2 separate regions of the Homo sapiens genome follow, and region 2 is linked to region 1. The links are chromatin loops, found by intact Hi-C in ENCODE. Cell type or tissue: IMR-90. All regions are shown on one strand. Each heading gives the region's core, and the rest is flanking DNA. Links, peaks and the distances in the headings are about the cores only. Region 1 has its middle 38 kb from the start of LHX9. Region 2 has its middle 100 kb from the start of LHX9.

Region 1 (11,455 bases), core at 3,763-8,762:
GCTTTTCAGTTGTTCCACCCTTTTCAAACCTCTAACACCAACTTCTCCACAGTACCACCAATCCTATGTTCCACTTATTCTAAGCAAATGGCCTGGCTTATTTCCTAGGAAATAGAATCCATTAGATGGGAACGGCATCAACTTTCTGCTAAAACATACCAACTTAGCCACATCAAAATTCAGCGTTTCCCCTCGTGTCATAATAAAGGAGGGGAAATCCATCTAAGCTGTGTGCAGTGCAGTGTGCCAGGTACGTGGGAGGATCACTTGAGCCTGAGCAACCTCGTGAGACCCCACCACACACACAAACACACCCTTCCATCTGTGGACCCACATTCTTTAGCCTTTTCATGAAATTTGCACAACAATTTATTCATCTTTTGTCTTGTATGCCAACTGATCTCCTGATTGTCCCTGTATTAGTCTGTCCTCACACTGCTATAAAGAAATAAATACTGGAAACTGGGTAATTTATCAAGAAAAGAGGTTGAATTGGCTCATGGTTCTGTAGGCTGTACAGGAAGCATAGCGGCTTCTGCTTCTGGGGAGGCCACAGGAAACTTACAATCATGGCGGAAGGCAAAGAAGAAGCGAGCACTTCACATGGGCAGAGCAGAAGGAAGAGAGAGGCGGGAGGTGCCACATACTTTTAAACAACCAGATCTCATGAAAACTCACTCACTCACTATCACAGGAACATCACTGGGGATGGTGCTAAACCATTCATGAAGAATCCACCCGCATGATCCAATCACCTCCCCCAAGACCCTACCTCCAATATTGGGGATTAAAATTTGACGTGAGATTTGGGTGGAGAAACAGATCAGTCCCTAAGCCCACTTTCTTTTCTTTTTTCATATATAATATTTTTTATTTCAAAACATTTTTGCAAACTTCAGTTTATGACACTTAAAGGGCCAGTTAAGATTGCTACTTGATATCTCAGGACTGTAAACAACATTAAAGGTTACCCAGATAAACTACCGACACAACCATTAAGCCACTCTACTGTCCCCACCACACCTCTGTTTATGTTGGGCTTGATAATTCCAACAATACATGTTTACCCTCAAAGGTAGTAGATTTTATCTGTGAACTTCCTCTACTCCAAAATGATTAGTGTAATTCCATACATAGCTCTTAGAAATGCTAATTTTTCTTTGAAAATAGTAAAGGCTTTTTTATATTCTTTTTTAATATTTCAAAATTGCTATAAAAAGTAGTATATTCTTTTTTAATATTTCAAAATTGCTATAAAAAGTAGGTTTTTGCCAAGTGCAGTGGCTCAAGCCTGTAATCCCAGCACTTTGGTAGGCCAAAGTGGGAGGATCACCTGAGGTCAGGAGTTCGAGACCAGCCCAGCCAACATGATGAAACCCTGTCTCTACTAAAATAAAAAAGATTAGCTGGGCTTGGTGGCATGCACCTGTAATCCCAGCTACCTGGTAGTCTGAGGCAGGGGAGTCACTTGAATCCAGGAGGTGGAGGTTGCAGTGATCCGAGATCATGTCTGCACTCCAACCTGGGTGACAGAGTGAGATTCCATCTCAAAAAAAAAAAAAAAAATAGTAGATTTATTTTTCTTAAACTTTTTTTTTTATTTTAGGTTCAGGAGCACCTGTAAAGATTTGTTATATAGGTAAATTGCATGTTGTGAAGGTATGGTGTACAGATTATTTTGTCACCCAGGAAATAAGCATAGTACTTTATAGGTAGTTTTTTGGACCTCACCCTCCTGCCACCCTCCCTGCTCCAGTAGGCCTCAGTGTTTGCTGTTTCCTTCTTTGTGTCCATGTGTACTCAGGTAAATCCACTCTCTATCCAATGTTTGCTATTTTAAGGAATGACCCCATGATTGCCTGTTATGCAAACTAGAAACCCTGGAGTGGTCCTTGACACTTAGTTTTCTTTAATATCAGATCTGTCATCACATTCTACTTCTTAATGTTTTTAAACATTTTACTTCTTAAATGTTTTTCAAATTCACTTTCCCCTTTGCTGTGGTATAAGCTAGCATCTTTATTTTTTTAGACTACAGCAAACATTTTTAACTTGTCCTGCTACAGCTACTCTTGACCCCTTTAACTTATTTCCCAAATTATGTGATGTGTTCAAAACATAACTCTAATGTTACGACCCCAACCCCACCCCAGTCATCCTGCTTTAAACCCTTCCTAGATTGCTCTCCAGCATTTTACAAAAAAAGGCCAGAGTTTTATATTTGAGATGGAAGGACCATCTTTTATGCTCCTGACTTCCTGGGCTTCAGCCACACTGGCCACGTTCTCCTTCAACACAGGCCTTTGCAGCGCTGCTCCCTCAGCATGGAATGTGCTTTGGTCCCTTTTGACCTGTTAAAACACATACTTATCCTTCATTTCCAGCTTAAGTGACACTTTTTCAGAAGCACACCTAAGACAAGACCAATTTTCCACAATAAGCTTTCACAGCATCACGTGCCTTTCCTTTATACAACTTATGACAGCTGCCATTTTATGTTTATTTGTGAGATTACTTAATAATGTCTGTCTCCCTCACTAGCCTACAAACTCATGCATGCAGCCAGGGACCATTTCTACTTTGCACTGTATTTCTAGCATAATGCTAGGCATGTAGTAGGCACTTCATAAATATTTATCGAATGGATATGGATTGTATAAGTGTTCAGGGCACTGTTTTAGATGCTCTAGGGCACTGATTCTCAAACTTTAGCATCAGAATCACCTGAAGGCTTGTTAAGGCACAGATTGCTGGGCCTGAACCCTAGAATTTCTGATTCAGAAGGTCTTGGGTGTCACATAAAAATTTACATCTAACAATTTCCAAGGTAATGCTGATGTTGCTGGTCCATGGACCACAATTTGAGAACCATTGCTTAAGGGAATTAAACATATGACTATGATATGGTCACCATCTTCAAGAAATTTACAATTTTATTCTGGGTGTGAAACCAAAATTATAACTGAGAAAATTATTACAGTGAAAGACGTCTGACCTGACTAACTCCATGTTGCTTCTAACTTCCAGGCTGTCCTTGTTCATTCCTGGGCATAGGCCCAACTAACTTTGGGAGGAACTTAGTTTATAGTTTAACTTTGAAACAAAGACAATAACAGCCCTTTGTCAAAATAAAACCCCTTTCTACCTGGAGACTAGACTGCCTTTGCAGGACTAAAAAATTAGCCACAAAATTAGATATTATGGTTTAGGAGTCATGCAGCTGGAGGCTACAAGATTCTGACTCTCCCTAAATTACTCCTCAGGATAACCTCACTATTGTAAAACCTAAGATCAGTGCTTGAGATATTCTGCAGACCCTGCACTTAATGGATCAGCCGGCATCATCCAGATAAATAAACTGGTGCATCTGGTCTTGTGGCCCCACAAGAGGACACAGCACAAGAGGACAGCTTCAACTCCTTATGATTCATCTTCAACCCAACCAATCCACACTCCCTACTCACTGGCCTCCCACCCACCAAATTATCCTTAAAAACTCTGATCCCCAAATACGTGGGGAGACTGATTTGAGTAATAATAAAACTCCGTTCTCCTGTACAGCCAGTTTTGTGTGAATTAAATGCTTTCGCTATTGCAATTCCCCTGTGTTGATAAACCGGCTCTGTCTAGGCAGTGGGCAAATTGAACCTGTTGAGCAGTTACAGGGTCAAATAGTAAATAGGAGAAATTTCGTAAAAAATACAGTATTTAAAAATTGTGGCAGCCAGAAATAGAAAAGACATTACATGATCTTGCCTCTTGTTGATGCACGTAATTGATGGCTATATCAATTTTATGGCCAATAATTATTATTGGTGTTTATGGAAAACAAAGATCATTTCAGATTGAAATGATCATACAACTAGTTCATAAGATATAAAGTGAGTCTTAAAGGAAATTTAAGAAGAATTGAGGGGTTGAATTCTCAGGGTGGAGTAGGATGAATAAATACATGAAAAAGGGACAGTTAGAGCTGATAAAATAAAAACTTCAGCCAAATTAAATGTAAAGGAGTTTAATTGAGCAATGAATGATTTGTGAATCAGGCAACCCCTAGAATCACAGCAGATTCACAGAGACTCCAGCGCAGCCACGTGGTGGAAGAAGATTTATAGACAAAAAAAGGGAAATGACGTACAGAAATCGGAAGTGAGGTACAGAACGGCTGGATTAGCTACAGATTGGTGTTTGCCTTATTTGGACACAGTTTGAACACTCAGCAGTGATGAATGGTTGAAGTATGGCCACTGAGATTGGCCAATACTTAGCCATTGTTACAGGTGCATACTCCTGAGTTAGGTTTTCAGTCTGTCAACCTATTAAGCTAGGTTGCGGTTCCTCCACAAGGACTCAAATATAGAAGTTCAGAGAACTTCTTGGGCCATACTTAGTTTGCTTTAACAGAGCAATAGTACAAAGGAGAGGAATCAAACAATGTGCCTGGAGATAAAGAGAATAAGTTCATTCACCTGGAACCTGGGATTCATGCAAAGGAAGAATGTAAATTTAGGTGGAAAGTGGAGAGAAAAAAGGAAAGGTTTGAGCATGAGAGCAATAGTATAAGAAGAGGTGGGCTAGTAACATTTTTTTGTTTGTCTTGGAGGGGGGTGATGAAATTATATCTATATTGATTTTTTGTTTCTTATCTGTTATCTGTCTTATTTATAAAGAAACAATGGTTCTGGGAAATACCAAAGCCACCTCCTGTACAGAAGCACATATTCCAAACTAATATGTGCTCCACTGAAACTGCCTTTGCAAAGATTGTATCAGTGAGAAAATTATGGCAGTGGGGAGATCTGGTCTAACCCAACCTCCATCTTGCCTTTTCCTCAATTATTCCTGGGCTTTTGGGCCTAGCTAACTTTGAGAGACATTTAGGTTATAGTTTAAATGATAATAGCCCTTCCTCAAAACTCAACTTTGTAAGCTAATGAAAGACCACCAGGCTATGGGGAGGAGAGGAATCTGAATTCTGCTAAGGTGTAGACTGGTTACAAGATACGCAACTTGTCAGTTACCTTTGCATATAACCTCACTATGTAGATTGGCCTTTTGAGGTATCTTTTCAGGTTTTTTGCATGTCTCACACCCATGGCTCTACCTGGACCCATTGACCAATGACTCTTCTGTGGCCCCACCCAGAAGCAACTCAATGCAAGAGGACAGCTTCAACCCCCTATGACTTCATGTTCTCCCCAACCAATCAGCAGTTAAGCACACATTGCACAGCCACCCCCACTCCTTCCCCCTAACTAATTAAAAAAAAAAAAAACCTAACCTGTGAGCCTTTAAGGAGATTAATTTGAGTAATAACTCTGTCTCTGGCATGACATGATTGGTCTTCTGTCAATTAAACTCTTCCTTTACTTCAATGCTGTGGTCTTTACTTGTGCAGCAGGCAGGAAGAAACCATCAGGGGATTACACCATTTCTATCACTACAGTCTCTTGTATGATGTTGACAAAGCCAAATAGCAGGACAAAGAGTGTCAAAATTTTTGTAATGCTTGGTTTTTGTGTGATAAAAACCAGGCCCTGGAACAAGTTATCATAGCCCATTAAGATTCTACTTTTTAAGGCAAGGTGCTGAAAACATCGCTATTGTCTGAGAAGATTCTACAGCTATCGTTGCATCAAATCCTTTTCAGAGATAAATTGCAAAATACTCAGAGCTGCTATAGAACGTGCACTGTTCAAAGTACAAGGACTTGTTATAGGGAAGTACTGTGCCTTGAAAGTGACTGACTTTCCCTTGTACTCACACCAGGTGACAGAGTGTCAAACCTGGCACAGTCCAGTTGCCATCAATATTCATTAACAACCAGGAAATACACAGAAACGCAGCCCTTGATTTTCTAAGCAGGGAAAACTCTTTGTTTTAGAATATATCTCTTTATAAACAATATTTTTCAATATAACAAACTATCAAAATATTTTGTATCCATTCATTTGTGTAATGAATACTCCATAGATATAGAATTAAATTTTACAAAATTGAACTAAAATAAGTCTAGGGCTTTTAAAAAATGTGATTAGATAATTTTAGGCATATTATATTTCACATTCTCCTACTGGTTACACAGTAACATTCTGCCAGGAAATTTGCCAAATTTTTTGTGCTCATTCCAGTAAGTTAGGTAGGAGACAACATTTTTTCCCCCGAAAGACTGCAAACACTTCATCATCCATTCACCAGTGTGAAAACAATATTTAAGAAGAAATTCTCTTCCACCCACGCATGTACTCCTCAGGATAACAGTTTGTCTTATGTGTAAATTCCTTCTGGTGACTGCCACGTGGGTCTTGATTTTAAAAAGCAATGAGCCTACACTCAAAGGCAAACATTTCTACCAGTATCTCGACTTTTCCTCCTCTCCCTTAAATCTGACCAGTGTCAGAAGAGAAGATATCCTTTCCTCCCTGGCTATCAGAAAGCAGAGCTGTGGGGTGTTTCTCTTCTCCTGATCAGGACACATTGGCTTTCAATGTGTTCACTTTTGAAATTCATGTCACATATGACTAAAGTTCACTGGGATGAACCAACACTATTTTCATATGTAGAAATGCCACCAAGAGGCTTTATTTAGTTCAAAGTGCACAGAAAACTTCTGATATTCTACAGCATGTATTGTCTGTGGCACCTTGTCATGTCACTCTATCATGTATTTCACTATTTGAGTGCTGTGTGCTCTGTGTAAATATTTTCCCCTAAGATTGTAGGCTCCTTCCATCTGGGGACAGCACCAGGTGCCTCTTTTGTGGTTTTTGGGGCCTGTACCTGTACTTGAGCATAGCAAATACTTGTACATAGATAGATTAACAAATTAAGGAAAGCACTTGTAAATTCTGGACCATTTGTTAATTACTAGGGAATCAGATAATGAGTAGAACCTTAAAAGTCAGTACTAAAGTAATGCTTTTATTTTGTTTTTGTGGATGAGATAATGTGACAGATTTGTGCATCTTAAACAAACTTATAATAATTATATCAGGAAAGAAAAGCATAATCATATACCATCAAACAATATCATGTGTGAGGACAAACAGAAGGATATTCTAGGAATTGAATCCTATATATGCTATACTCATGAAGAAAAATACAAGTTGGCTTACTTTATGCTCAGCCTCAACCAGGTCATGTTATAGACTGAATGTTGTGTCCCCCGCAATTCATATGTTGAAGTCCTAACTCCCAGTGTGGCTGTATTTGGAGATGGGGTCTCTAATGAAGTAATTAAAATCAAATAAGTTCATAAGGGTAGGTCCCTGGGGTTGAAGTCTAAGACAAGACACCAGAGAGCTGGTTTTCTTTCTCTCTCTAGGTATTCACCAAGGAAAGGTCTTATAAGGACATGGAAAGAAGGTGGCTGTCTAGAAGCCAGGAAGAGAGTCTTCATCTGAAACCAAATTGGCCAGACCCTTGATCTTGAACTTCTAGCTTCCAGTATTGTGAGAAATAGATTTTTGTTGTTGAAGTCAACAATCATGTATTTTGTTATGGCGGCCTGAGCTGACCAATACAGTCTGCCATATCTGATCTCTATTAGCTGTCTTCTATTTGCTTCTAATTTTTATCAGTCTGCATCCTACCAGCCCAAAGGTGAGATAGTGAGAGTGACATTTAATTATCCTTGCTTTAAAGGCAACAAAAGGGTACCACCTAAGACATGGATGCACTGCAAGCTAGGGTAGTAAGTGACCTGGCAGCTATCACATCATTCTTGATTTACTCAACAAGCTTTTTTTTTGAGGGCCTCCTATGTGTCAGGCACGGTTCCAGGTGCTGGGATATGGTAGCAGGCAGACTACATGAAGCTTGTATTCTAGTTTATTGTCTATTATGGTCAAAGAGAGCTTAAATACCAACCTAAGCACAATATAAAAATAGTATTCAATGACAGTTGATGGCAGCTGAGTAAAGACCTGGAAGAGGGAAGAGAGAGAGAGCCATGTAGCTATCTGTGAAATGAGAATTCCTGTCGTGAGATGGCCTGAGTGCTCCTGAGGAACAGAAAAGAACAGAAAACAGGTCAGGGTGGTGGAAGTGTGAGAGCCTGAAGAGTTGAGCTCAGAGCCTTAATGGGTGCAGGGGAAGCTGATGATGCAGGGTCTTTTCTGTAAGGCATTCATCACACTGTAGTTTTAACTCTGTGTGGGATGTGAAGCCACTGGGGGGTTTGCAGCAGAGATGTGACCCAAGACGTCTAATGTCTAACATTTTAGCTTGATTACCTGGGCTGTGGTGTTGAGAAAAGTCTGAGGAGCTGATAAACTTTTTAGGAGACTATTGTGATAGTTCAGTTGAGAAATGATGGTAGATTTAACCAGGCTAGAGTAATGGAGGTGGCAAGAAGTGATCACATTTTGAATATATTTTGAGAGTAAGATTCAAATAATTTGTTGACAGGATTGGATATGGGATGTGAATGAAAGGAATTAAGAATCACTCCAAAAATTTTAAACTCAGCAACCAGAGGATGGAGATGCCATTGGCTGAGGTGGGGAAGCTGTGGGAGGAAGGATCTGGAGTTGGGGGATGGGACACCAGGATCTTGGCTTTAGACAAATTAAGTTTGAGATATGTATTTGATATTCAAGGGGAGATGTTGAGTGAGCAGGTAGTAAGCAGTAGTTAAGATGCAATCAGTGACAAGATGTGTGTCTGCTGGTGGGAAAGATATCTCAGAGATGGGAAAACTGATAGTGGGGAAGGAGAGGAGAGGTTTGCTGGAGTGACATTCTCCAATAGGTGAGAGGAGATGGAATGTGGTGTCCCCCCCAAAACTCAGGCATTTATTCAGACTAACAGGAAAAAGAGTTTGTAGCACAGATGCAGGGGGTGGGTAAATGTGATGTTTGGGAGTTTGTGGAAATTCTCTACTGACTACTTCAGTTTTCTCAGTGAAAAAGGAAGAAAGGTGACAACTGAGAGAGAAAATAGGTAAGGAGGAGTGAGAGGTTTGATGAAAAAGAAGATATGAAACAATGGTTTGGGAAAGCGAGAATGCATGGACTCAGAAATGATGGCTGAATTTCCTGCCAGTTGGAAGGGTCCCCTTTAAGGTTACGGTTGTGAATTTAAACAGAGACTGGCCTGTCTCCAGCCACAATCAGCTGAGCAGGTGCAGGCATGGATTAGGCAGAGAGCTGGAGTTTTGCCAAACAAGGAAGACAAGGTGAGAGAGGGCCCATGGAGTGAAGGGTCTAACCAAGGGAGCAATTATCATGATGAACTACGAAGGCTGAGCTGTTACAGAACAGTGATGACACGATGGGGCTGAGGGACCTTGAAAAGGTGGCGGATCAACAGATTGAGGTTCCCTGGGCTGGCAAAGGATTGCTGGAGTCATGGTACCAGAGGAAGTGAGCTGGTGTGAGAGGAGGTGGAGACCAGAGAGTGAAATTCTTAAAATGGAGACTGTGGCCACTGTGTCCTGAGTCCTCAAATCCAATTTACAGAAAGGCCTTTGACTAACAGGTAAAATCCATTAATTAATGAGAGTCTTAAAGTTTTAAAAGTGCCCCCAAGGCTGCAACTTCTGTTTGTTACTGTTTCCACAAGGAGAGGGCAGGCTAATAAAAATGTTACTGTATTCCTGGAAGTTAATGAATAATAAAACCACATGCCTGGAAGCAACTTCAAGAGGTCCTAGTTCAGATGACTTCACATTCTCCCACCAATTCTGAACATCTTGGGGAAGAAAATGCCACCACCCAGGTGAGTTGGTCATTTGCTGCCAAACATTCTTGTTCAGGTGGTAGATTTTGTAAAACACTTTTATTGAATTAAAATCCTATGTCCTTTTTTATTTTCTTTAGGGAAGAGAGAGAAGAGCAGGTCAACATTATTTTTTAGTAACCCTTGACATTAGAAGGCAATTTTAAATTCGGATTTCATATGTACAAGGTGTCACCTTGCCAGGTGGTTTTCACCTGGAAGAGAGGTAGAGAAAGACCTCTAATGTCAAGAGACCAAAAAAGTTTGTTAATGTGCATTGAGATGGAAATGTCCCACCCTTCATATTAAAAAAAATAGACCTTTATGTGTATTTATAATGATAGCATGTTATCTTAGCCAGAAAAATTGTGAGCCCCACATCTGAAAAAAAGATGCAATTTATGTTTCCAAAACTGTAATGTCAATATATATATTTTTAAAGTCCATATTGTTTCTGAGTTTGGAGGTGTCTCCTTGCTAATTCTTTGCATTGGCTTGAATTGTACTTGGAATTCTCTGATTGCTGGTTTGTGCCTGGGAACACTATTCTCCTTTCTGGTTTTGCTGAGATGTGGAGTAGGAGGGCTTGTTAGGAAACTTGTTACATTTTGAACCAGCTGACTCAGGTGCTCTTGAGGAGAAGTTTGTTCTGAGGAGAAACTCTATTATTATAAGGCCTTATTAGGGTTTTTAAGCCTTGGGATTTTTGGCAGGTCAATGTGCTAAATCATTAAAAATATGGAAATTCAGGTAGAAAGTCTTTTCTCTTTATTTTTTAAAGGGTGGAAACAAGCACACCAGACAGACTAACCAGAAATCAAAGTGAAGGGAAAAACAACTGCTTCTTAGTTGTTGCTATTGCTGTTACAGTTATTGAAAAATGTTGATTGTATGTTTCTGGTTCTGATTAAAGGTAAGTAGATTTTAAAAGGAAATTCCTTTTAATAAAGGGGCCTAAAAGTCCCAAATTCAAGAGAGAAGTGAGAACAAATATTGATTATTCTCAAACTTGCCTAATTTACTGCAGCAATAGATACCTACATAAACATTTTCACAAAATTCTACCTGAAAAGTATGAGAAGGGAGCAGTTAGGAAGAAGTATGTGATTTCTAGGTGGTATGCTTCATGTGGTGGGAAGAGGATAGGACATGATTAGATGTGTAAAAGAGGACGGTAAGAAGAGCTGTAACAGACTTAAGTTGAAAACTCATTCGAACTAGCTTAAGGGAAAACGAAACGGGAAGAAATAAATGCAACTTCCCGTTCCCTACCTCCCTACCCTGCAAGCCCTTAGTAACCATCATTCTACTCTTTCTCCTATGAGTTGAGCTTGGTTAGATTTCACATGTAAATGAAATCATGCAGTATTGGTCTTTTTGTGCCTGGTTTATTTTGCTTAGCATAATGTCCTCTAGATTAATCCACATTGTCACAATTGACAAGATTTTCTCCCTTTTAAAGGCTGAATAATATTCTATGGTGGACATATACCACATTTTCTTTATCCATTTATCTGTGGGATAGGGAGTAAGCTGTTGATCAAAGGGTACGAAGTTTCAGATAGACAAGAGGAATAGATTTTGAGATTTTATTGCACACCAGGGTGACTATTGTCGATAATAATGTATTATCTAATTCAAAATAACAGAGTAAATTTCAAATGTCTTATTATAATTATAAAAAGTGATAGGAAAGCAAGGTGATAGATATGTTAATCAGCTTGCATTAAACATA
Region 2 (11,455 bases), core at 3,498-8,497, 63 kb after region 1:
GAATTCGAGACCATCCTGGTCAACAAGGGCAAAACCCTGTCTCTACAAAAATACAAAAATTAGCAGCTTGCACCTGTAGTCCCAGCTACTAGAGAAGCTGAGGTGGGAGAATCACTTGAGCCCAGAAGGTTGAGGCTACATTGAGCTGGGATCACACCACTGCACTCCAGCTTGGGTGACAGACCAAGACACTGTCTCAAAAAAAAAAAAAAAAAAAAAAAAGATTTTTGTCTTCTAATCTGCAATATGTCTATCTCCTCTCTCCCTGCCCCTCCAAGCTCCCTACCCCTACAACAATTTGTCTTTGAATGAGTTACTAATGAGATAGAGTTACCATTCAATAAAGCCTATCAGGTTTGAACACATCACATGGAACATCTCGTATGTCTCACTTAAAATACTTCATACTTTAACAAAATTATTAAATAAAATCCATGTAAAGTAATCAAAGAAAATGAAATTTAGTGTTGCACAGCCAAGTGCCATCTGTAAGGTTTATGTAACTGAATTCTCATAGACTGCAGCAATGCCGGACCTTTGAGGAACCTTGTCTAATGCACCCTCTCCTTCTATACAAAATGCCTAGCAGAGTACCTGGAACACAATAAGCGCCACATAAATGAATATATAAAACTGCACCTCTTCATGCACACATCAACCTCCATCTTGCTATGCTTTCATACATATTTTAACTTCTACACTAAAAGCCATTGTCCATAAAGGCAGAATTCATTATGAACCACAGTATCGTGCCTTTCATGTCTAGTATACGTTAAATATCTATTTTGAAGTGAAAATATAACATTAACTACATCTAAAATGCTTTACCTATAGGAAATAGAAAATGTAAGTGTACCTGATTTCCTCTTAATAATGGCTTATCTTATTTTCTCATGAGAACTATTTTTAATTGTCTTCATTAATGATCTGGACAAGGTAGAGGGATTTAAGCAGATGGTACTCATAGCTGGTCTTTTATTCTCAAACATTTAAAACAAAGTGAAGGCCGGGATAAAGTTGTAAGACAGGAAGACATGGAATCCCAAGTTGAAATACCCCATGGTGTTTTTCAGCTGCTTTATTTGGGAATGATCTTTCCCCTAAGGTCTACTGGCTGGAAGATCAAGTGAGGGATAACTCTCTCAGAATGACATTTAGGTAGAAAATAAAAATCCTAATGAGAAAATACTAATAATGTACTTAGAAGCCTTGACTATGGGTAGAAAATAGGAAATGAAAGGCAAGAGACAAAACTAAATGGAATGCCATTCATAAAAACAATATGGATGGCAGGTATTATGGCTCATAAGAGGAAAAAACAAGAAAAAAAAACCCAAATTTCACAGAATTTTGTAGCAAAATGTGACACAGTAGGTAATGGCCTTTCAGGTTGTATAAAAAAGAGTTTTTAGTTTCTTTACTATGAGCTTAATGAAATTATGGGCAGTGTCCATTTTTGCTCACCATATTACACGTAGTACCTGTGACAATGCCCAGCACATAGTAGGTGTTTCACAAATAATTGATGAATAAGTAATTCATAGGATCAGAAGCCTTCAGCTCAAACTCTGCTTAGCCTTGATATTGAGGTATGAAGACAGAGACAAACCCATAGTAAATAAAGCATTGGGAGAAAACTGTTTATTTTTATATTTCTGCCCTTTTCAATGTTTCTTTCATTTGTAATATTTTCCACCTTCTCAAACTTATTCTTTTTAATATAAAGAGAGGTGCAAAAGAATTGCTTAAGGAAAGAACTTTCCTCTTGGGATCTACATAGATTTCTGGTAGTATGAACATATACTTTGGATAATAATAATTATTGTTTTATATGTGTGTAACACCTTTCCACTAGAGAATATTTTTTTTTGGTTTGTGAATTTCCACATTTTCTGTAAACAAAAAAAAAATTATTCTCCTTTGTGGCAAGGACTTGAAAAAAGAATTATTCCAAAATAGGTCTCATTAAGACAACAAAATCAGTTTATGTCCCAAGAGCTTCTCTCTCTGCACCATCTTGCAGCAATCCCATCTGTTTTTGGCTGTTGGTGTAACAGTTAAAGTAGTATTTTAAGTTAATACATAGCAACAAGCTAATTTAGCAGGCGTGTTAAAAGAATATGCTTTTATAAAAGCTTGCTTGTCAAAACTGATGGAGTTTGACTAAGAGAAATGGTTAAAGAAGATCTAGCTGTTAAAACCAATGTTTACCTTTACAATTAATATCTTTTAACAGTAAAGGAAGAAGCCATCATAAATAGATGATTTGAAGTAGATTACATGCTCCTAAATGCTTATTTCATGTGAAATAGCTCAGTACTTAAATTATTGTCAGTTAAATAATAAGATCAGGCTCACTTGTGTTCCTGGTACTATGCTAGATTAAAAGAATAATGTTTTGAACTTACCCCTGTTTCTTTGACCTCTTCCCATAAAGCATGAGGGTTACTAAGCACCAAGATAGTCTACCACCATATTTCAAGCTGACTGAGCATTTAATGTAAACAAACCTTACAATTCTGTGCTTGTCTATGATCAAATCCTTGCCAGAGTATTTTATATTGGCTAGTGTTTGAACATAATCATTATTTTCTGCCTTCAAAATTATCTTAGTGAGGGCTATAAATTTAAGATATGCAAATATTTAGTGAATAGGTACTATCTGCAAAGCAAAGTGGAATATGAAAAGTAGAATAAGATTTATTATTTAAACCATGTATAATTTCACAAAAGGACTTAAAGCAGAATGTTCATTTACCTCATTTGAAAATGGAATATGCCCACATTGCTTATTTCCAAAAGGTGTCGTAAAGATCAAATGACATAATTTGTGCTAAGTATGTGTCAAGTACCATACAATACAAATGCAGTACACTAATTGTGTTAGTCCATTCTTGTGTTGCTATAAAGAAATACCTCAGACTGGGTAATATATTTTATTTTTTTCATCTTGAAATCCTTTTTTTAAAAAAATTTTACTTTAAGTTCTGGGATACATGCACAGAAAGTGCAGGTTTGTTACACAGGTATACATGTGCCATGGTGGTTTGCTGCAGCTATCAACCCATCATCTAGGTTTTAAGCCCTGCATGCATTAGCTATTTGTCCTAATGGTCTCCCTCTCCAGTGTGTGATGTTCCCCTCCCTGTGTCTGTGTGTCCTCATTGTCTGACTCTCACTTATGAGTGAGAACATGAGGTGTTTGGTTTTCTGTTCCTGTGTTAGTTTGCTGAGAATGATGGCTACCAGCTTTATCCATGTCCCTGCAAAGGACATGAACTCATTATGTTTTATGGCTGCATGGTATTCCATGGTGAATATGTGCCAGATTTTCTTTACCCAGAGACTGAGTAATATATAAAGAAAAGAGGTTTAATTGGTTCACGGTTCTGCAAGCTGTACAAGAAGCACAGTGCCAGCATCTGCTCAACTTCTGGTGGGGGCCCTAGGAAGCCTACAGTCATGGTGGAAGGTGAAGGCAGAGCAGGTGCATTGTGTGCTAAGAGTGGGAGTGAGAGAGAGAGAGCAGGGAGATTCCACACTCTTTTAAACAACCAGATCTCGCATGAACTACCAGAGCAAGAACTAACTCGTCACCAAAGGGATGGCACTAAGCCATTTATGAGTGATCCAGGCTCATGATCCAAATACCTCCCACCAGGCCTACTCCAACATTGGGTATCCCATTTCAACATGAGATTTGGAGGGGACAAACATCCAAACCATACCATTAATATACATTAATAATCTGTGTATTAGGATTCTCTGAAGAAACAAACCCAATTGTGTGTGTGTGTGTGTGTGTGTATACCTATATATCCTAAAAACTTTTTATTATAATGTATCAATTCACACAATTATAGAGGTGAAAAAGTCCCACAATAAGTCATCTACAAGCTGGAGGCCGGGTAAGGCCAGTGGTGTAGTTCAAAGGCGTGACAGCCAGTGGGTTGATGGTGTAGATTCCTTTCCAATCTGAAGGCCTGAGGACCAGGAGCACCAAGGGCAGGGGAAGGTCAATGTCCTAGCTCAAGCAGTCAAACAGAGGGAGCAGGAATCCAGTGTTCCTCCTCCTTTTTGTTTCATTTGGGGCCTCAACCAGTTGGTAGTTGGCCCGTCCACACTGGGAAGGGCTATCTGATTTGCTCAATCTACCAATTTGAATGCCGATCTCCTTCAGAAACACCCTTAGAGACACACCGAGAAATAATGTTTAGTCAGACATCTGGGAATCCCATGGCTCAGTCAAGCAGCTGCATAAAATTAACTGTCACAATCTGTAATTAAATAATGTTAAATGTTTTAGGAAGTCTTTTTAATTAGAACATTTTAACTTTTCAATTCCAGAGCCGAAGTTTAAGTATGCCCTGGGAATTTTGGAATATTGGGTTATGAGCAAGGATCATATTTAGGAAGATGATTTGGGCTCAAAGTATTAGAAGCCCTCACTCAACTCAATCTTACTTAAATAATAGGATATACTAATTTCACAAAACAAGCAGTTCAGAGTTACGGAAGGATCCAGGATCTTCTCTGGCATTCCTTTTCTCTGACCATGCTCAGATCCTCAGACATGATAACAAGCAAAGGAAAAAATATAGGGACAAAGTCTTTCTGCCTCTTTAAGGAAATCTTTTTTTTTTTTGTCGAGATGGAGTCTCACTCTGTCGCCCAGGCTGGAGTGCAGTGGTGCGATGTCGGCTCACTGCAAGCTCTGCCTCCTGGGTTCCCGCCATTCTCTCGCCTCAGCCTCCTGAGTAGCTGGGACTACAGGCACCCTCCACCACACCCGGCTAATTTTGTTTTTGTATTTTTAGTAGAGACGGGGTTTCACCGTGTTAGCCATGATGGGCTCCATCTCCTGACTTCGTGATCCTCCCACCTCGGCCTTCCAAAGTGCTGGGATTACAGGTGTGAGCCACTGCGCCCGGCCTATAGGAAATCTTTTTACGATGCACCCCAACAGACTTTATCTCCTGTTCCCTGATGGGAATGACATCATATACTCAGTCAAAGCCAGTGAGAATGGGGCTCCCATGACTGTTTTATACAAACCAGGCTCTTACTTTGGGTCTGAAACAGGAACCCATGAATGGATTTGGGATTCTGTAAGAAAGGAAGGGGTGGGAAATGAATGTTGGGTGAATAACGAACAAAATTCACTATGCATAGGTCTGGGTTCTTAGGCCTCCTCTCATTAAATATGTTGTTTTAATTACCCCATGCATTTATTAGTTTATTTCTCTGATAGGGACTATTTCTCATACTTCAGATTCATGTTGCCAGGATTCTGCTAGGTACCACAAATTTACTTTTTATAAAACAAATTTCATTATCTAAACTCTTAAGCCTATTTATCCTTGACCTTGGCTAGTAATGTTATCCTTTTTCCAGGGTGGCCAATTTAAAACATTGCTTCCAGGGTGGCCAATTTAAAACACGCCTTCCATTGAGGGAGGGGATTATATCCCTGCCCCTTACATCTGGGCAGGCTTATGTCTGCTTTGACCAATAGAGTACAGTGTAAGTGATGCTATGTGACTACTAAGCAGGTCATAAAAAGCCACAAACTTCTTCTTTACACACTAGAACACTTTTTCTTGAAGGCTTGAGTCACTATGTAAGAAGTCTGACTTCCCCGAGGCAGCCATCAAGAGGCCACATGGACAGACAAAAAAGAGAGAGAGAGAGAGAAACCTAATGAGTTCCAGCCATTAGTCACACCAGCCTAGGTTCCTGACATGAGAGTGAAGTCTCCAGATGATTCTGGCTCCCAGCCATCAAGTCAATCCTACTCATTGCTCTACAATGACTGGGAGGGGCTGAAGCTCCAGACACTGTAGAGCAATGACAAGCCATTCCTATAGTATGTACCCTGTCTGAATTCTTAACCCAAAGAATTCATGGGTGTGTCAATTTGTGTCTTCCAAAGATGACTGCAATATTTCCTATTCTAGATGGTCCTCTGCACTGATGCTCCTCCTATTGAGTAGTGGGGTCTCTGTCCCCTTCCCTTGAATTTGGGAACGCTATTGACTGCACCAACCCATAGACTACAGAAAAAGTGATGCTATGTGACTTCTGAGGCTAGGTTATGAAATGCCATGCAGCTTCTGCCTTGGTCTCTAGGATCACTCACTCTCTGCATGCTCCCTTTTGTGGTTCTTTGTCTCAGAACCCAGCCATCATGCTGAGAGGGGCTCAAGCCACATGGAGAGGCCACATGCAGGTGCCATGGTCAACCATCCCAGCTGAGTACAGCCTTTGAGTCATCCCAGCCCAGGCAGCAGATATGTGGATAAATATGCCTCCAGGTGGCTCCAGACCCAAATTCCCACACATTGGAGACTTTCGGCTGAGGCCCCAGACATTACAGAAGAAAGACAAGCCATCCCCACTATGCTCTGTCTAAATTCCTGACCCACAGAATCTACAAATATAATAAAAGGATTGTTCTGTGGCACTAAGTTTGAGATGGTTAGTTATGCAGCATTGAATATCAAGAATAGTGAGTACAATTGGTTATTATTTTAACCCACCATAGTTTTGGGTGGTTTGTAATAAACACAACACCCAGCTACTCAGGTTTGAAAACATGTTTCATTCTTTGCTTTCTTTTACTGCTTGTCCATTCAGAATTCTTATTTCATGAAATCTACCTTTGTTATATCCCTTGATGTTATCTTCTTTTTATTCCCACTACCACTGTTTTGGTCAGCTATTTTGCCCCTTTTCTAGATAATTGTAATAGTCTCTGAACTGATCTCCCTGCTTCCCAGCAATCCTTCCTACTATCTCCCTACACACCCTGCCCAGTCTATGCCATCCACTGCCACCAGAGTTGTCACCATAAACCTGGAAACATAAGGGTGGTACTGAGCTCCTGCCCCAAAACTTTCCTTGGCTATCTCATAGGGCATTCAGAACTCCCACAATTTTATCTTCTAGCCAGAGAAGTCACATATCTCTTCCAACATGCTCCTTTCTTTGTCTTTACTCAAGATGTGTCTTTTCCCCTGGAGTCTCCCTTCTCCAGTGTCCCCTCTTCAGTCTAATTCACATCTTCGCATCTTCTAATAAGGTTGGTAAGGCTTCCTAGACCTCCTATGGACAGAAATAGTTTCATATCTCTAGAAGACTTCATTTATACCACTGATAAAGAATTTATTAGGATGGGCACGGTGGCTGACACCTGTAGTCCCGCACTTTGGGAGGCTGAGGTAGGCAGATCACCTGAGGTCAGGAGTTCGAGACCAGCCTGGTCAACATGGTGAAACCCCGTCTCTACTAAAAATACAAAAACTAGCTCTGTGTGGTGGCATGCACCTGTCGTCCCAGCTACTCAGGAAGCTGAACGCAGGAGAATCGCTTGAACCTGGGAGGCGGAGGTTGCAGTGAGCCGAGATTGTGCCAGTGCACTCCAGACTGGGCAACAGAGCGAGACTCTGTCTCAAAAAAAAAGAAAAAAAAAAACGAATTTATTACATCTTTCTCATATTATAGTTATCTGTGTAAATGTTCTATCATCCTCACCACTGGGATCTCCTAAAGGTGGGAATTAGTTTTTATTCATCTTATCACTTTTAACCTGTGGCGGTACATCATCACGATACAATAAACATTCCACAAAATGAATCCAATAACTTATTTGTTCTGTCTGTTGTCAGATGATTCCTTTATCATACATTGACTCTTCAATTAACTTTTGTATTCATTTTCTAGAGTTACCATAACAATCACCACAAAAATTTGGTGACTTAAAACAATAGGCACAGTTCTGGAGGCCAGAATTCTGAAATTGCGGTGTGGCAGGGCTGCACTCTTCTTGGAGGTTCTGGGGGGAATCCATTACTTGCCTTTTTCTATCTCCTGGTGGTTTCCCAGCATCTTTGACACTCCTTTACTCGTGGCCATACCACTCCAATCTCTGCCTCTGTCTCCACGTCACTTATCCTCTGTGTGTCTGTGTCAAATCTCCTATCTCTATTTTATAAGGACATTCATGATGACATTTAGGGTTCACTCAAATCATTCATGATATACTCCTCTCGAGAGCCTTGCTTAATCATATCTTTTACAAAACAAATTAATAATCTCAGGTTCCAGGGATTTGACATGGATATCTTTTGGGGGGCCATTTTTTGGCCTGCTATACTTCTTACAGCTACTGAAATGTGCTCTCTTTATAATTCTTGTCCTCTTTTTTTTTTTTTTTTTTTGGAGACAGAGTCTCTCTCTGTCACCCAGGCTGGAGTGCAGTGGCACAATCTCGGCTCACTGCAACCTCTGCCTCCCAGGTTCAAGCGATTCTCCTGCCTCAGCCTCCCGAGTAGCTGGGACCACAGGCGCTGCCACCATGCCCGGCTAATTTTTTTGGTATTTTTAGTAGAGACGGGGTTTCACCGTGTTAGCCAGGATGGTCTCGATCTCCTGACCTCGTGATCCGCCCGCCTCGGCCTCCCAAAGTGCTGGGATTACAAGCGTGAGCCACTGCGCCCGGCCTCTTGTCCTCTTTTTGTTGATTTTTTTTCCCTTTCCTGGGAATTCTTATTAAATAGAAAATATTTGCAGGTCCTTTTTCAAGTTTGCTTTTAATCTCCTTCCAACTCTATTTTTAAGTATTAAGAACCAATATCCATTGTGTGGAACAATCTAGTGGCAGTGAAATAATCTATCTATTTATATTTGTATCTCCTTGTCCTTTCCTGGTTTTCATTAATAAATGTTGTAACAAATGAAATTCCTTTGTGGCATATGCCTGCTAAATAAAGTTTTGGTTTTCCATCCAAAACATACACCTCACAGAACATGACGAGCATGCTCAGTATGTCTTTTACAGGTGACAAGAACTAGAAGAGGGTAATAGTTAGAAATATTTATATCTGCAAGAAACAGAAAAGCGACATAGGCCTTAATAAATGGGAGTTTATTATTTTTACTAACAATATTGCTGTTGACCAACTGGCTTGACATTTCAGTTAATGATCTCTTAGATTCTTGCGGATTTTCTTCAGTCAAGAGATGGCTTCCCCAATAACTCCCAACATCATATCTGTGTTCAAGGCAGGAAAGGAGTGCAACACTAGTCATGTTGCTTCTGCTTATGAGAATAAAACAAATGCCTTTTGGAAATCCCCAGCAGACTTGTGGTTATATCTTATTGGCCAGAGCTTTCCCTAGTTTCAAGGAAAGAAGGGAAATTAGTATTTATCCTCTATAGTGAAGGTGGCAAAGTAGAAGGGGGTTTGGAATGTCTTGTTAGAAGAGCTGCAAACCAGAACTGCCTTAGAGTTAAAAGTGGCCTGCTGGTATAGAATTAGCATTCTAAAGCTCATCTATCAAAGATAGAACTGGTCCTGATTTTTCAGTCTCATGTAGACATTGACCACAGAAAACCTGTGTTAGAGTTTAGCTTTCATCACTTGAGAGGCCTGCCAAAAACCTCCTCATTATCTTTCAAATGACAGAATAATGACACCAAAAGGCTTCCCCTGCTCATGAGTGTTGGACTACTCTATACCAAGAGCTGTGAAGGGGCTGAGAACTTTACCCTACTTAAAAGAAGACAAGTTAATCTGTTACTTATATGGAGTATCATGTAAGTGACACTCGAGGACACATGAGACTTCTAGGTCAGAGACAAGGGAATCTGTTATTCACACCAATAGTAGTAGCCAAAGTACCAACATTTTCTTTCTCTCATTCCCTGAGTCCCAATTGCCACAGGGTGATGTGAAGAGGGCGAGATGATACTGGCACATTTACTGGATTGGAGGAGAAACTCTGAGCTTATGAAACCTGAATATTTTATACTGGACAGTAAATATGCCTGCCCTGTGCTCTAGAGGGAAGCATTATCAGTACCTTCCAAAGATGCTCGCTACGAACGACCCCTGAAATGATAGTCTGAAACAAAGGCAGTCAGTGCCTCTGCTTAAAAAATATGCAGAAATGGGGGACATCCGTGGGGAAGTGTCCCAGCACTTCAGTCCCTCACACACTCTTGTCTGCTAACTCCACTCTGATTGGCCATCACCACCACCATTGCAAAATCAACAGAATTGGTTTGTATGTGCCATATCGATTTGGGAAGCTTGCTAACTCTTTTTATAATGCATCTAATGATAATCATGTAATCTAATGCCCAACTTCCCTTCTCACTTCCCAGTCCCTCCAAAGACCTCGTTCCAGGGCTTCCACCATGTCCATTGGCACTTTCACTAGCATTGAATAAGTGCATTACTTTCACATTTGTATACTGAACAAGTTGTTGACTGAAAGACAAAAGGGTCTAACCTGAGCAAAAAATATGTCAATTATACTATCGGTAATGAGTAGTGTTGATTAAGTCTTCTGACAATGGGGAAGTGAGAATTCATCAACTCTGTTAAAAGGATAATGAGTGGTTTGGGGCATGCTATGCAGGCTTGAATTAAATGGATTTATGGGAGAATCCGATTGTAGAAACTTCACAGCAGGTCACCTTCAGCTGAGCAATATAGCTGCCTATTGACTAGTAATGAGATTTCTGTTGAAAGCATAATAAGTTAACAGCTCAATGGGATTTTTTTCCCTAAAGCTAGAAAAAATAGGTTTTAAAAAGTGAAATTTGCTCCATTTTACCACAAGTACAGGCCAAATTCTTTGTTAAAGGTAACACCTCTGAGAAAAGAAAATGGCATCTTCAAGTTATAAAGTAAATCATATAGATTATATTATAGGAAAGAGGTTTTAGCTTTTTTTTTTTTTTTTTTTGAGACAGGGTCTCACTCTGTCACCCAGGCTGGAGTGCAGTGGCACGATCTCAGCTCACTGCAACCTCCGACTACCAGGTTCAAGGATTCTCATGCCTCAGACTCCAGAGCAGTTGGAATTACAGGTGCACACTACCACACCCAGGTAATATATATACATATATATATATATATTTGTTAGAGACGAAGTTTCACCATGTTGGTCAGGCTGGTCTCGAACTCCTGACCTCAAGTGATCCACTTAAATAAAATGCTTTTAGCATTTTATTGAGCAAATATGTTTTAAAAAAACTGGTTAAAGAATTTCCATTAAGAATTTCAATAGTACCAGAAACTAATAGGCCTAGAAAAGTCATTCATATTTAGATAGGGACATACTGGACAATATTATTTAGGACTGAGCATTTAGTGAGTGCTCAGCAGTCAGTAAATCATGCTTCATGGTCAACGGCAAGACCTTTAAAAAATTAAATCTGCCTACTCATGCTTCAGTCACTGTGATTTATCAGAAATCATGCCTGGGAAGAGAATTGATCTAGAAACAGTAGCCATTTCCGTTCATGCTCTTTAAGCACTTTATTGATAATTGATAGGTTCTCACTATGATCTCAGATGCTTAAGGATTTGACAAGTAGTTTTCCCATATAAAGAGGTCAAGGAGCTTGTTCTGAACAGGTATCCAGATGAATGCATCCAGGAGC

The links. Peaks named below come from ENCODE experiments on the same cell type or tissue, not always from the same donor. Only the 100,000 strongest peaks of a DNase experiment are listed, where the experiment ranks them.
Region 2: a loop joins it to region 1, with 4 times the contacts of the local background. A loop is called at or near these places in 3 of 110 quality-filtered maps.

Annotation. Positions count from the first base shown.
Region 1 is chr1:197,949,498-197,960,952 of GRCh38, forward strand. No RefSeq gene overlaps it. Among named protein-coding and RNA genes, the nearest start is that of LHX9, 38 kb to the left of the region's middle. In IMR-90, for the core only: no CTCF peak of the experiment used is centred there; a DNase peak (open chromatin) is centred at 6,174.
Region 2 is chr1:198,013,044-198,024,498 of GRCh38, forward strand. No RefSeq gene overlaps it. Among named protein-coding and RNA genes, the nearest start is that of LHX9, 100 kb to the left of the region's middle. In IMR-90, for the core only: no CTCF peak of the experiment used is centred there; a DNase peak (open chromatin) is centred at 5,688.